Linked DNA regions of Mus musculus: region 2 is linked to region 1. A link is a loop called in an ENCODE intact Hi-C map of the cell type or tissue named here. Cell type or tissue: gastrocnemius. All regions are shown on one strand. Links, peaks and the distances in the headings refer to the core of each region. The heading gives the core; the rest is flanking DNA.

What was found. A loop is a pair of places that touch in the nucleus more often than their neighbours do. Peaks named below come from ENCODE experiments on the same cell type or tissue, not always from the same donor. Only the 100,000 strongest peaks of a DNase experiment are listed, where the experiment ranks them.
Region 2: a loop joins it to region 1, with 2.5 times the contacts of the local background. A loop is called at or near these places in 5 of 42 quality-filtered maps.

What each region holds. Positions count from the first base shown.
Region 1 is chr17:17,643,120-17,650,349 of GRCm38, reverse strand. It overlaps the pseudogene Gm7513. Among named protein-coding and RNA genes, the nearest start is that of Lnpep, 22 kb to the right of the region's middle. In gastrocnemius, for the core only: no CTCF peak of the experiment used is centred there; a DNase peak (open chromatin) is centred at 4,421.
Region 2 is chr17:17,563,564-17,570,793 of GRCm38, reverse strand. It overlaps Lnpep (leucyl/cystinyl aminopeptidase), which reads left to right. Exons shown (of 18, transcript NM_172827.3): 7 at 2,360-2,473; 8 at 3,980-4,111. Among named protein-coding and RNA genes, the nearest start is that of Lnpep, 57 kb to the left of the region's middle. In gastrocnemius, for the core only: a CTCF peak has its summit at 3,509 (motif pointing right); no DNase peak of the experiment used is centred there.

The DNA of each region.
Region 1 (7,230 bases), core at 1,419-6,418:
GATAATCTACAAAGTTTTAGACTAATGGATGCTTTCCTCTGAATATCTCCAAAATGTTATTCCTTTCAACTTTCTGCTCCTTGCTTTCTTTAGAAACATTTAGTATCAGAATGCTTTACCTGAATGGCTTCTTTCATCACTGACTTCAACTACTACTTACCTGACCCTATGAGAACAGGGTCAAGAGTCAGGCTGAAAGGCCATGAGTGCTCAGTTCCATCAATAGACCAGGCAACTGTATGATGACTTCCGCACCCATATAAGACTTCAAATATAAGATTTTAAAATGGTTTTATCAGGAATACATTAAGAGGTTGTTGTTGTTGTTGTTGTTGTTGTTGTTTTATGGATGAGGATAGTGCCTGAAAAGCAGAACAATCTCTGTTGTTGTTGTTGTTGTTGTTGTTGTTGTTGTTGTACAATAATTTATTGAGATCCCTCCCTCCCAGCCTCTCCAATTCCGAGGTCACTTTCTCAGCTTGTAGATTTTGTTTGCAAGTTCCAAGAAGATGGATGGGGGCAGGGACACAGAGCACTGCTCTATGAGACTCTTGAGGCGGTTTTTGCTGTCTTCCTTGTTCTTGAAGAACACAGACTGCAGATCCAGTGCCTCGTACAGTGCTTTCACCTGAGCCACTTTTTCTGGGTCCTTCTGCCCATAATTCTCCTCTAAGATCTGGCGCTGTTCAGGAGTGGCTCACAGCAGACACTGAACTACCAGCCAAATGCATTTGTTGTCTTGAATGTCAGTGCCGACCTTTCCAGTCACACTGGGGTCTCCAAAGAGATCAAGGTAGTCCTGGGCCTGAAAGAACTAGCCCTTCTCCAGCAGGATCTTCAGGGCATTGGCATGTTCCTTCTACCCATCAATGCCTGCCATGGACATGACAGCCGCGATAGGTAGGTAGAAAGGGTGGAAAGTGGTCTTGTACTTGACAATAGATTTGTACCTCTTTGCAGTGTATCTACCAAGATCCACATGGCCTTGGGGTGCTGTCATGAGGTCTAGTGTCTGCCCAATCTCAGTCTGATAGGAACTCTACAGAAAGAGCTTCAGCAGGTTCAGGTAATAAATAGGGCTGCTCCCTGCAGTAGAACTTCAACAGGAGGTAGATGGAGGCTTCCAGAAGCAGAGCATCGTTGATGGCATCCAAGCCTATGCCTGGCTTCTGATACCAGCAGATATGCCCGCGGCGAGTGAGGGAAGAGTCCATGATGTCATCTGACACGAGGAAGAAAGCCTAGAGCAGTTTTACACACCAGCCCACAGTCAGGGCCCGCTGAAGACTCTCAGCATCCTGTTTCCTCGGTTCCACCAGCTCCTGGAAGGCTTGTACCGTGGTCAAACCCCAGCTGTACTTGCCTCCTACAACATTGCAGTGTAGGACCTCCTTGAGTTGGGTAATAGCATCCCGTGTCTCTCGGTGTCCCAGCTCCTCCTCAGTCAGCACTTTCACGATCTGGGAGAAGTGCTGGATGAAATTCTGCTTTTCTTGGTTATAAACATCCAATTTCCGGTTCCCATTCATTCGGACAGAGCGCACGCCTTTAGTCCCAGCTCTTGGGAGGCAGAGACAGGCAGATTTCTGAGTTCGAGCCAGCCTGGTCTACAAAGTGAGTTCCAGGACAGCCAGGGCTATACAGAGAAACCCTGTCTCAACAAACAAACAAACAAACAAAAAATGCTCTGTTCTTCAACGCAGATTCTCCCGGGCCAGAACAATCTCTTTAGTGGAGGCTAATATTGCACTGAATTCATTAATATCACAAGTAAATGAATTTAAGCGCCCATTATGTATAATGTAATTTTCTATTTGTCTATTTTACAATATTTAATTCTAGACGGAACATATAATATTTGGATTTTTTCCTTTTCTTCTGATTTTGCCATTTTTATTTATTAGCTATTTTCTGGCTTTTATTTATTTGGTTTCTGTTGGGAATCTTAATTTTTTACAGGTTTAAACGTCTGCATCCATTTCTGAATCAATGAATAAGAGCTGTATTTGAGAAAGCAATAAAATTTTTAAATGTAGCTTATATTTATTTATATAAAATTCTTCTATTGTTATCCTAAATAACCTTTTAAAATATATTTACTATACATTGATGGATATGTTTGTCCAAGTTTATGTATTTGAATGATACTGGGGCAAGTGTCTTGTGAGTCCATGAGAGTATTCTGGGTTCATTAGAACTAGAGTTATAGTTATAAATTATAACTTATAATTTGTCTGGTATGGGTTCTGGGAACTCAACTTAGACCTAATTTAAAAGCACCAAGTGCTATTAACTAATGAGAAATCTTTCTACCCTTCTGAACTCATATGGATATTTGTCTTATGTCTGTAAAATTGAGGACCATGAACTTAGTTATGCTAATTGTCTTATTAAGTTAGGTGTGTTAATCGTTTTCCTTTTTTTTCAGAACTTTTTCTATGGGGAGCTTTACAGAGCATAATGTAAAATTGTCTAATTTTAAGCTTATTTGATTCATATTGTATAACATATGAGATAGCTAATATTATATTACATAATTATATTACATATAAGCATATATTTATATAATTGTCTCATTTTAGGTCTATAAGATTCATATTATATAACATATTATAGATAGTATTACTATATTATATATCATTATGCACATGATATATAATATATCACATAAAATATACATGGTTATATATGATATAATCATTATAGTAATAATATGGCATAAATTATGGTATATTTCATAGAGAGCCCTAACATTTTTTAGTGAAAATTATTCATATCTCATAAGTACTTGTAGTGTTGTTTTGTATTGTGAAAAATCCAGTAGTTTGTGGAGCTGGCTTTGTTTTAGTTCAAGGAAATAATGTGGTATTCAGTGTACCACGCACTGGTGTGGTTCATTTTTTAAAATGTTAATTACATCTTCCTGTCAAATTTAAACTTTATACAACTAAATAGCAAGGTAAGTATTTATATACCCTCTTTCACTGAATGCCAAGGGAGACATAACTGCAATTCGATGGTTAGTGAAGAATGTGAAAGATCACTGGTGGGATTCCACTGCACAGAGAAGGGAAGCCATATCTTTTGGAAGAACAATGTAAATGGAAGAAAACATGGTACAAAGGCATACTAAGTAAGAATCGAATAAAAGGAATTGGCAACTCAGCATGCTTCATAAATTCCACAGATTACATATCGCTTACAGAAGCTGTACTCAGTGTCAACCCAACAGAACACATGCACTCGTGATGAGTACACCTGACACTGAGGTATTTGAAACACCATTGTATTACTTCTGAAGGCATATCTAAACTCCATTGACAACAGTACATGAAATTGCTTGAAGATCTCTGAGTTTCTTGCCTCAGTATAGCAGAACATACACTCTTAAGTAGAATGGGATTTTTAAGAACACAGTAAAAACGATAGTATTTTCCCAATATGTAGCAGTTGGCTATAATGAAGATTGTCACAGAGATGTGCTGTAACAGCAGTGGAAACTGATTTCTGAGAGGCAATGTCCCTAGAGATTTCATCTCAGGATTACTTCTTGCAGCTGATATGCCTTTCATGTGACTATTATATAGCCTCAGGATGCCTGGGCATTAGCCTACCCTATTAAGCAAATTTCCTGTAGATCAACATATAGATAAAATTTCATGAATTACTACTGTTCGGAAGAAACAATGATTTTATAGGATGCCTGATTTGACTCAAATAATTTTAGGAACAAAATTTTAAGAGATGGTTTTAGTTGTTCTGACATAAAGATATAGTAAAATTAGAATCAAGAATAGAATGTTGCCCCCTCCTCATAAAATGGTAAAGGCTGCATAATAAGGAATACAATGAGCTTTCCAAATTACATGAAAATAAGAAATAGGCTTGGGACAAATTTGGGATCGAGGAAAAACATTTATTCTAGGTCAGATCCAAGGATGAAGCCACCGGTGTGCACTGTAATAAAGTAAGGCCATGTAAAAACTGTTGCTTTGAATTTATTTATACTGAGCATACAGAATTGAAACATTGCTTTGAACTTGTTATTGATATCCGTCTGTAACTCCCCTTTTATGTTACATTTTATTTATGAGAGCATTCTCTCTTATGTAAAGAATTTTTGTCTAAAAGTTATAAAAGGCTTATAGCAATAAAGAAAGGCAGTATAGGCACAAAAAAAAGTCACTGCTGTAGAATATACTTATAAAGTCGTTATTCAAGCATTCAAATTAGAATGATCAATAAACCTTATGAATTATAACTGAATCGTTAACTTGATATGCCTGAAATTCAAGCCTACCCATAACCCTTTTGTCTTAGGTCTCAGTTATGTGTCTAGCCTACAGAATTGTTTTCTTGAGTTGTGGGTTTGGGCCAGGCTGGTACTTTCAGATCCTCTGCAGTTACTCTTGCTGCCACTAGATGGAGCGCTTGATCCTTTTGCTCCCATCACTCAAGCGACTATGTCCTTTGACTCTTAGGTGACTTTAGTAGGAATTGAGCCTGCTACACTAGAATTACCCAAAGTTGTTTTTGTTCTGGTGTTAACTAGATTGATCTTATTCATCTCAACACAACTGCAATTTCAAAAAAAGATTTTAGTTAGAATACTATAAATGCAAGTTTTATTTCTATGTCTTTTGATGTGTTGGATATAAGCTGAGGATTGATACCTACTCCTTGGGATTGTTACCTACTCCTTAAAGCAGTAATCATGCACACAAGGCGATGCTGCACACTGAAAGAGGTTAAGTGCAGTACCATGAATAAAATGTAGCAATATCTAATGTAAAGTGTTTTTGATGACTTGTTAGGATAAAATAGAGGTATTTCCACAGTTCTTCAAGATTTAAGGCATTCTTTGAAGATGATCATATGTTGTGAGCATTCAACGTGCAGTTCATTTGTACACCAGCCCTCTGCTCAGTGCAAGGAGGGCAGATGTATGCCATTACGTACAGTTTTAAGGAAAATATTTTTATTTGACTTTTTAAATAGCTTCTATTTGTGACAAATAGGTGGAAGCTTAATCTCTTCTTATTTTAAGAATATTTGGCTTAATTCTGGTCTCAAATGTTTCTTCATTTACACAAATCTCTGTACACTTTAAGATTTTATTTATGATTTATTTTCCTTTGTGTTTTTCCTATGTTAAATTAATTTATTGAAACACATTGTTCATACCTTAATGTCCTAGTTGGAGCCAATGCAGTATGATGGAGAAGTTATCCTGAACATTAGTGTATCTTCTGGAATAGATTTATTATCACTGTTTTTGTAATTGTCAAATATATACAAAGCTGATATTTAATGTTCATATAAGATTTTATTGCTTGGCCGGGAGTGGTGGCGCATGCCTTTAATCCCAGCACTTGGGAGGCAGAGGCAGGCAGGAAGATTTCTGAGTTTGAGGCCAGCCTGGTCTACAAAGTGAGTTCCAGGACAGCCAGGGCTATACAGAGAAACCCTGTCTCGGTTTAAAAAAAAAAAAAAAGATTTTATTGCTTGGAAGTCATCCTGTATTTGTTCTAGTTCACGACACTATGTAGTTATAAAATGTATCAAAACTTTGGGACTGACCCTACATCCACCAATGAACCATTTCCTTAGCCTGAACTAAGGCGCCTCAGTGTGGTGATTCTCCTCCACCATGACTTTTTCATCCATGTAAATCTCACCTCTGGACTTCACTGCCTCTGGGAAGATTGAGGTCTTAGTCAGAGATGCTACACTGCTTCATCCTGTACACCAAGGTCCTAGAGCCACAAATACACCCTTTAGCCAGAGGAAGATTTGAGATGCAAGAAACCAGGAAAAAGTCTAAACAAAATAAAAGTTTGCATGAGTTGGGTAACTCTGCTCATCGACAAATTGTACTGCTAGTTCCAGAGAAACTGACAGCTGGCCTCAGATAATATGGGGCTATCAGATATCCAAGGCTAAGTTAGCTGATGGATTTAGAGGATTTTTTTCTTTTTTTATTAGATATTTTCTTTATATTCATCTCAATGCTATCCCGAAAGTTCCCTATACCCTCCCCCCACCCTGCTCCCCTACCCACCCACTCCCACTTCTTGGCACTTGGCACTGGCATTCCCTTGTACTGGGGCATATAAAGTTTGCAATACCAAGGGGCCTCTCTTCCCAGTGATGGCCGGATTTGAAGGATTTTTTAAAAGGCACATATGAGAGTCTTGATGGTGAAACAAGGTAAGTGATTTATAATCTTTGTGATTCTTATGAGCTATATCTCTGGTCAACAGCATGCTTCACCAGTCATGTAGGAAAATAAATATGGAGATTTAGAAGTGAAAGTTCTACTATCCCTTAAGGATACATTAATAGAGATGAAGGAGGAGACAGAATGTGGAGGCTTAAACAGATGGAGGTGGGAGGCTGGAGAAATGGCTCAGTGGTCAAGAGCACTGACTGCTCTTCCAGAGGTCCTAAGTTCAATTCCCAGCAACCGCATGGTGGCTCACAGCCATCTGTAATGGGATCTGATGCCCTCTTCTGGTGTGGCTGAAGACAGCAACAATGTACTCATATGAATAAAATAAATAAATAAAATACAATAAAGCAAATGGAGGGAAGATAATCAGATAACTGTGACTGATACTCAGGGTAGTGATGGGCAGTGTAGAGGTAGAAAGAGGGAAGGCTTCTCAAAGGATACAAACAATTGGCCTGGAACCAGAAGAAAATACGAGATGTGGGAAGAGAAGAAAGAAAGAGTGTCCACTTCTAGGAAACAAAATGAATCAAATCCAGGAGACAAAAACATGAACTAAACATTCTTGACAAATTAATGAATATGGTGTATCCAGTCAACCCACACACACTGAGTTCCTGCTGTATGCCACGTGGGTACCAAATATAACGTGATGAGAAATGATAAAAGATACAGCAAAGACAGCAGAGTAAATTTTAAAAAGCAAGGTAAACTACTACAAGTACAAAACCAGAAGCTGCTTTAATATAAAGAAAGTCGATTCACACCAGTTTGGATGAGTTGCAGGAAGTGTTTGTAAGGCGGTGTATTTAAGCTGACATCTGAGTTTAAAGCAGGATAGAGATTGAGTCAAGGGGAAAACAGCACACTTATGAGAACATCTTAAGGCAAGAGCAAAGACTCCATCATAGGTCTGACTAGCAAAGTCTCTGATGTTTAAGGACAGTGATCTGGGTGAAAAGGTATTAGATGTTGAACCTTATAGCTCCTTGTAAGGA
Region 2 (7,230 bases), core at 1,488-6,487, 80 kb after region 1:
TGTGGTTTTAGTGTTGCTATTATATAAAATGACAAAGGGAAGAATTTCACCTTTAAGCTATTTCATGTCCATTGTCTCATCTCATAAACGCCCTATGGTGGGCCATAATCCCATTTTACAGGAAGACAAATTTATGAAATGATTTGTTCAAACTCACACAGCTGTGATACCATTAAGCCTCGAAGAATAACTATACATTCAGATTATCTTTTTTAGTATCCCAGTGCTGGGACCAAGCCCAGGACTTTGTGTTTGCTAGACAGTGCTATATCATTGAGCTAAATTCTCCAACCTTGGAAAATCAGTTTTTTTCTAAATTGTACTTATCTGTGCCATGTCTAACAACTACTGGCTTCTCAATGAAACCTTGTAGGATAGAGCGTTTTCCCTCAGTTACACCATCTCCCTTATTAAGCAGAACCTTCTTACTGTGTAACTAAATCTCTCCTATCTTAACTCAACTCTCGAGTACCATTTCATAGGTGTGGGCTATCATATCCAGCTTTCTACTAACGAGTCTTGAATCACAGTTGTCAGGACCAATTTTCTTTTTCTTTTTTCCTGCTACAAGTTGGTTTTCTATTAATGTAGAAGAAGGAGCTTTCCCTAGTGTAGAGTAAAGGAATTCTCTGTATAAGATGAAAAAAGGAAGAAAAAAATGTTCGTGAACATTCCCATTTCCAACACATTATCTCTGTTGAGCCCTCAATATGAGATGCTTTTCAGTGGGTTTGGAAGCTGTGAGGAAGCTGTATTTGAAGAAAGACTAGAAAGTGCTGTGGCCAGTTAACTTTGCCTCAGACATCATCTATAGATGGCTGTGACCCTTGGAAGAACTTTTTAGCAAGCTGATATATCAAGTATATACTTACTGCTATACATGAGCTGAAAGAAAAGTGGTCTTTTGTGAGATTTCTTCTAACTCTGTAGAATCTGTTTTTTATTTTATCTTCTGTTTGGGGCTTATAACTTATCTTCCTGTTAAATGGTTTTTAAGATACTACCTTTGAAAAATAAATGATTGCTACTCTCAAATGTAATTGTTTGTTTTATTAATAATGTATTTTTTGCTACTGTTGTGAAATAAGCCCCATACCACATTGACAAATTTGCATACCCCATGACCACTTTTTTTTGCAAATGTGGGTGCATGCATGTGCATGTGTGCTTGTGTGTGTGCATGTATGTATGTCTGTGTGTGTGTGTGTTTCTGTCTGTGACAGTGCATCAGGAGTCCTCTTCCAGCACTCTCCACCTGTCCTGAGGCAGGATCTCTTTCTGAACCTAGAATTCATATCTTAGAGAGGTTGGGAGCCAACAGACCCCAGTGATTTACCTGTTTATATGTCTGTAAAACTGGGATTGCAGACAGTTTTTAGAGAATTACATGGTGGCTTCTTACATAGGTGCTAAGGTCCAAAATTAAGTCCTCAGGATTGCAGGGTAAGTGCTAATGGCTGAGCCATATCTTCATACCCAAAAGTATTTTGAACATATGTTATTTAGGAAGGTCTCTTACCTTTTTCCTTCTTCTTATTACTATATATAAGAAACCATTGAAAGATTACTCTGACTTCTTTTGTGCGGTGTGTGTGTGTGTGTGTGAGAGAGAGAGAATACATACATACATGCCAGGTTTCTATAGGAATGTTACTTAAATTTTAGTCAGAAAGAATCATGTGTTTTGAACCTCAGGTAATGGAAGAAAAGCATGAAATCCAGGCAGATCCTCTGACAATAGGAAAATCTTTACTTGTCATGGATGATTTTATATATATAAATTGGAAAGTAATCTTACAGAGTTGATATTAGATCAGATAATTTCATTATCTAAGGAGTTTCACTTTAATGAAGCAGCTTAAAATTTTCATTACAGCCAGGCGGTGGTGGCACATGCCTTTAATCCCAGTACTTGAGGGGCAGAGGCAGGTGGATTTCTGAGTTCGAAACCAGCCTGGTCTACAGAGTGAGTTCCAGGACAGCCAGGGCTACACAGAGAAACCCTGTCTCGAAAAACAAAAAACAAAAACAACAAAAAAAGCCATTACCTATATAAAACATGTTGTATATAGCATATGTTAAAAATTCACACATATTTTAATAAGTAAATATAGTCTTTCCTGCTTTTTCCCCCATTCAGTTTAGGTAAAATGTTGAACTTTTTATTTTACTTCTAAAATCAATTTATACAGCTTTCAAAATCCTTTCTTTTTTGGGATAGTTTGTATAACTTTTATAAGACTTTAATTATTCTGGGTATAGATTGTTTTAAGATATTTTGATTATCTTCAATTAGCCTGATAGTCCATTCAATTAAGAAATTCCTGAGTCCTGCTGGTGACGAATTTGTCTCTTACAGTGGTTTGGAAATCTGGTTACAATGCAGTGGTGGAATGACCTGTGGCTAAATGAAGGCTTTGCCACTTTCATGGAGTATTTCTCTGTGGAAAAAATATTCAAAGAGCTCAACAGTGTAAGTACTGTGTTTCTTTGTCCTATGAGGAGGGAATAGCCACATTATAAGTTAGTATTTACCATATATTTTCTACATATTTGAGATAATTTGAAAAAAGTTAAAATCAGTAATGCTGGAGACTTGACAATGAAACCCACTCTTGCATATTGAAGTATTTCATTAAACATTAAAATGATTATTTTTTACTTTAGGATGATTATTTTAACTATTACATTTTATTTTATAAGATGTGGTCCTTTTGTTTGAAGGAATGCAGATAAAATTGGAAAATAACTTAAATACTTGTATAAAAAGAAATGAAATGAAGACTGGCTTCATACTGCTTTTTATATTGTCACTGAGTGCATTCTTTCAACAGTTCTTAAGTAACATAAGTTGCTTAAATAAAGAAACAAGGGCGGGAGATATGGCTAAGCAGTTAAGAGCACTAGTTGCTCTTCCAGAGGTCCTGATATCAATTCTAAGCACATGGCTCACAACCATCTATAATGTGATCTGATGCCCTCTTCTGATGTCTCTAAAGACAGCAACAGTGTACTCATATACATAAAATAGAATCTTTTTTAAAACCAAACAAATAAATTACTATTGCTGCATACAAACCATGCATTTGTTTCAAAGATTGAATACCATTCTGTTAAAGAGAGGTATTGTGCTGTGAGTGTGTCATTAGAGACTGGAGATACTTCCTGTACTCAAGGATTTTCAGACACCATAGGTCATAATTTCATAGGCATTGCTGAAATAATTCAAGTATTATTGGGTAGCTGAAGGGAAGCACAAAACATGTGCCTCTCAAACTATAGGACAGTCTCCCACATAGTATTGTCTTCAACCCTAAAATTCTGTGACTTGCTCTTAGACGCTTACATACATTTTTTAGGTATTTATAAGAAGTATTCTTGGGAGTTTTTAGTTTGACATTTCTGTATATAGGGCTTGATTCCGACTGCAAGTAATTTTTAGTTGAGATACGAAATAGGTAGTTTAAATAATGTGTGCTACTTAATTAAACATTGAAATACAGAGTCTCACCACTTGGGGGTGCTGAGAACACTTTAAATTCTAATATACATTCTAGGGACACTCTTGGCTGAGCTCTCAATGCTTTCAGAATAAGAGTTGTATTTTCTTTTAAGTAACCTCTAAGAATTATATATCACTTTAATAGAAAATCAAGGTAAGGACCCCATTTCTGCCCTAAGTTTCAATTTCTGTTTTAAAAGTCTACTTTAACCTTTGTTGAATATTTATCTTGGATATTCAGATTTGGAATTTGCCTCTGATAGTCAGAGATTCTCAATTTTACAGTTATGCTCTCTTTTCAGAAATGCAGATTCTCACATGCCTCAGTTCTCAGTGCCGTTTTAAGCTTAAGGAACTGCATACAATTTACTTCCATTTGTTTATATGCTGCACCTTAGTGAGCCCAGGTGTTTTTCATTCTGTAGCAATTGTGCCTTTATATCGGTCATGACTTCCTACTGCTTTATCTTTTGCTAGTATGAAGACTTCTTAGATGCTCGATTTAAAACCATGAGGAAAGATTCCTTGAATTCGTCTCATCCAATATCATCATCTGTTCAGTCTTCGGAACAAATAGAAGAAATGTTTGATTCTCTCTCCTATTTTAAGGTATCACTGTGCACAAAGAAATGTACTTTTACTAGACTTCAACCTTATTTTGTAGGTCAGCAAACAGCGTGATTCACATTACAGACTGAACAAGCGTTGCCTTTGGTATCCTATTGAAGTTTTAACTGTTTAAATTTTAAATATGTAAATCTGTTTGGTCTTAACGTTTGTGTTTCTGTCTCCCTTTTAGTCAGTGTGACTAGTTTTCAGGCAGTGAAGCAGATCATGTAAGAATTCATCTTTCAAAGTTAGTTTTCTCCCTGGATCTGTCCGTAGAATGTGTGCTTAGAAGAGCATCCTAAGCAAAGCCCTTTATTGTGGTACTCAGAATTGAGGTATTTTCTACAATCAAGATCACCAAAAAAAATTAAGCATAAAAAGTTATTTTAGTAATTGACAGTTCTCCTTCAGGATGTGAAACATTAGACACCAGGACAGTGGATGGAAAGTAGAAGCTGGCTTCATTCTGAGCAGGTTGGAGAACAGAGGGAGTGTGGTACTGGTATTACCTGAATGGATGCTGTACAAGGGTGATGCTAAAGCTTATGATTGGTTGTCAGAGTCCTTGGATAGTAAATCCCTCTGCTAGATAGCGAAGAAAATACATTAAGTGTGAGGATAGAAACCATACTATCAAAAAGCTCAAAATTAGGAGGTAAATACATGTGAATGAGCAAGAGAGGCTGTGTGTGCTGAAATAGTACAAAAAATGTATGCATGTTGAAGAGAGAAGCCAAAGAGCACAAGGTAGGGCAGATATGGACTTTGAAGAGGAGAGCCAGGAGGGCTGATGTCTGGGATTCAGAGATGGAACCAGGCTTAGGAAGGTAAGAAAGAAAGCATGAGCCCAGCTACAGCAGGTCCTGAGTGCCATAAGAAATCGATGATGTTTTTTTAACATAAGGATGATTTGATTAAAGTTAATATTTAGAAAATTTAAATTGGATTCAGTTAATAAAGTTGATTCCGAGACCACAAATGGGACATGACACTGAAAATCAGACATGCAGAGTGAACGTTTGCAATGAATGGTCATAGCAATGGGAAGAAAACAGATCTAAAACTAAAGGGAGTTTTGTACTTGAAGGACTTAGTGACAGGGTAAAACAGATAAAGAAGGAGGCAAAAATGTTGTCTGGATTAAAGCCTGATGAAGTAAATAATAGTACTTTTAACAAGAAATTAGGAGTTTAATGTGAGTATACAGAGGCACTAATTTTTTCTTATCTGCAGTTTTTCTTTCAGGCTTCAGTAAACTATTATTAGCCATCTTAGGAAAAATACTAAAAGGAAAGACCAGAAAAGCAGTCTGTAAATTTTAAACTACATATCATTCTGAGTAATATGTCCTGCATGGGCATGAGCCAATTTTCCAGTGTAACCATGTTGTATATGCAACTTCTCAAATTATCACTAAATACCATCTCAGTTCCCAGATTAACTGGCTCAATTAGGGCTTGTGGTCAGTTATCTTTTATTTATTAATGATTCCTAATGTACAAGAGTTATGTAGCTGCCAAAGCAAAGGTATGAAGTGGTTCCTTTAGGTGACTAAGTCAAAGTTCTTAACTTTATAAAGAAAGAAAATCATAGGCCTGTCTTGCTAAGATCTGCACTATAGTAAAATATTTTGAAATAAACTACATTTACATGACTTATTATAGTAAGTATATTGCTTATAATTATCTTATTAGGAATTATTAATATTAAATATGCCTAATTCATTTATTAAACTGTATTATAGGGGAAAACATTGCATATGTAAAGTTTTGTGCTATGTGATCTACTAGGGGGTCTTGGAAATTATCCCCTTTGGATAAGAAAACTATTATATTCCAGTTATTTGGTGATTTTTAAAGCCCATACATGAATGGTCAGTAAGGAAAAATCTAAAATGTGTTTCTGTTGCTATACAGAGGGTAAAAAAATTTGCTATTTCAAGACATGATATAACAGAGTTCTGACACCAATTAACCACCTAACGCCAGAATTCATGCTTTCTCATTATAAGATTTCAGTAAAATACTTAACCCCTGACAATATGGTAACTACTTATTTTACAATTGGAAATTTGATGAATATCCCACATCACTGAGAAAAACAGAACACAGCATAATTCCAGTATTTTGTGCAAGAAAAAACAAATGGCTGGGGAAGTGTGTTTAACAGATATATTCCATTTGTTCTTCATAGTCACCAAGGCACTGATGTAGGGTGCTTTGTGAGGGTTCATTCATTAGCCAGTTTTGAAAATACAATATGCCAGTCACTAAACTCTGCAGGTTCTTCAGGAGACAAACTAGACAGTGTTTCTGTGGAGTATCTAAACCTAAGTATATATAAATCAGGGGGCTAAAGCCAATAGAGAACAACTAGAAAGCAAATTTAGGTAGGGAAAAGACAGCCCCAAGGATTGAAATAGCAGGGCACCAAACTTTAGTCATTGGAAAGATAAATCAGAAACACTATCCCAAGGCTGTGTGCATAAAGACTTTCAAACAGGAGAGGATCATTAATCATATTAACTGCTATTGGTGCATTATTGATAAGGTGAGTAAGAGAACTGAGATTGACCTGGCACCAGGAAATTCCCCAGGGACCTTGGTTATGACATTGCTGGTAGATAATGATTATCAAAAGAACATGGGAAGAGAGCAAATGCTGATGACTCTGAAGAGTTTTACTACAACTGAGAAGCAAGAACTATTGTGATAACAGAGGAGGTGTGAAGTTAAAGAGTCAATGATAGTTAGATAGATACATAGATAGATACATAGAGATGGATAAATAGATATTAAGAATGTTTGACATTTGCTGATGGGAACGTTATAGAGGAGAAAGTTGGTCATGTAGGAGAAAAGAAGTTAGAAAATATTGCTTACTTTTATAGAATAAGCACAGCTATGGTGTAAAAAAAATGAGAGTAATGGCTATTACTGATAATCTTGATGACTTGATATTGTTACATTTTTATCACAAATGAAAGTCATTCAAACCTTGTGTTGAGTGCTTGCTGCTAGGCATTGTAGTAGGCACTGTTTTTTTAGTTGCGTCTTTAAATTGGTTGCTTAACTAGTCTTCGTCATAGAAGAAGATATAACATATGCCAGATATAGAAA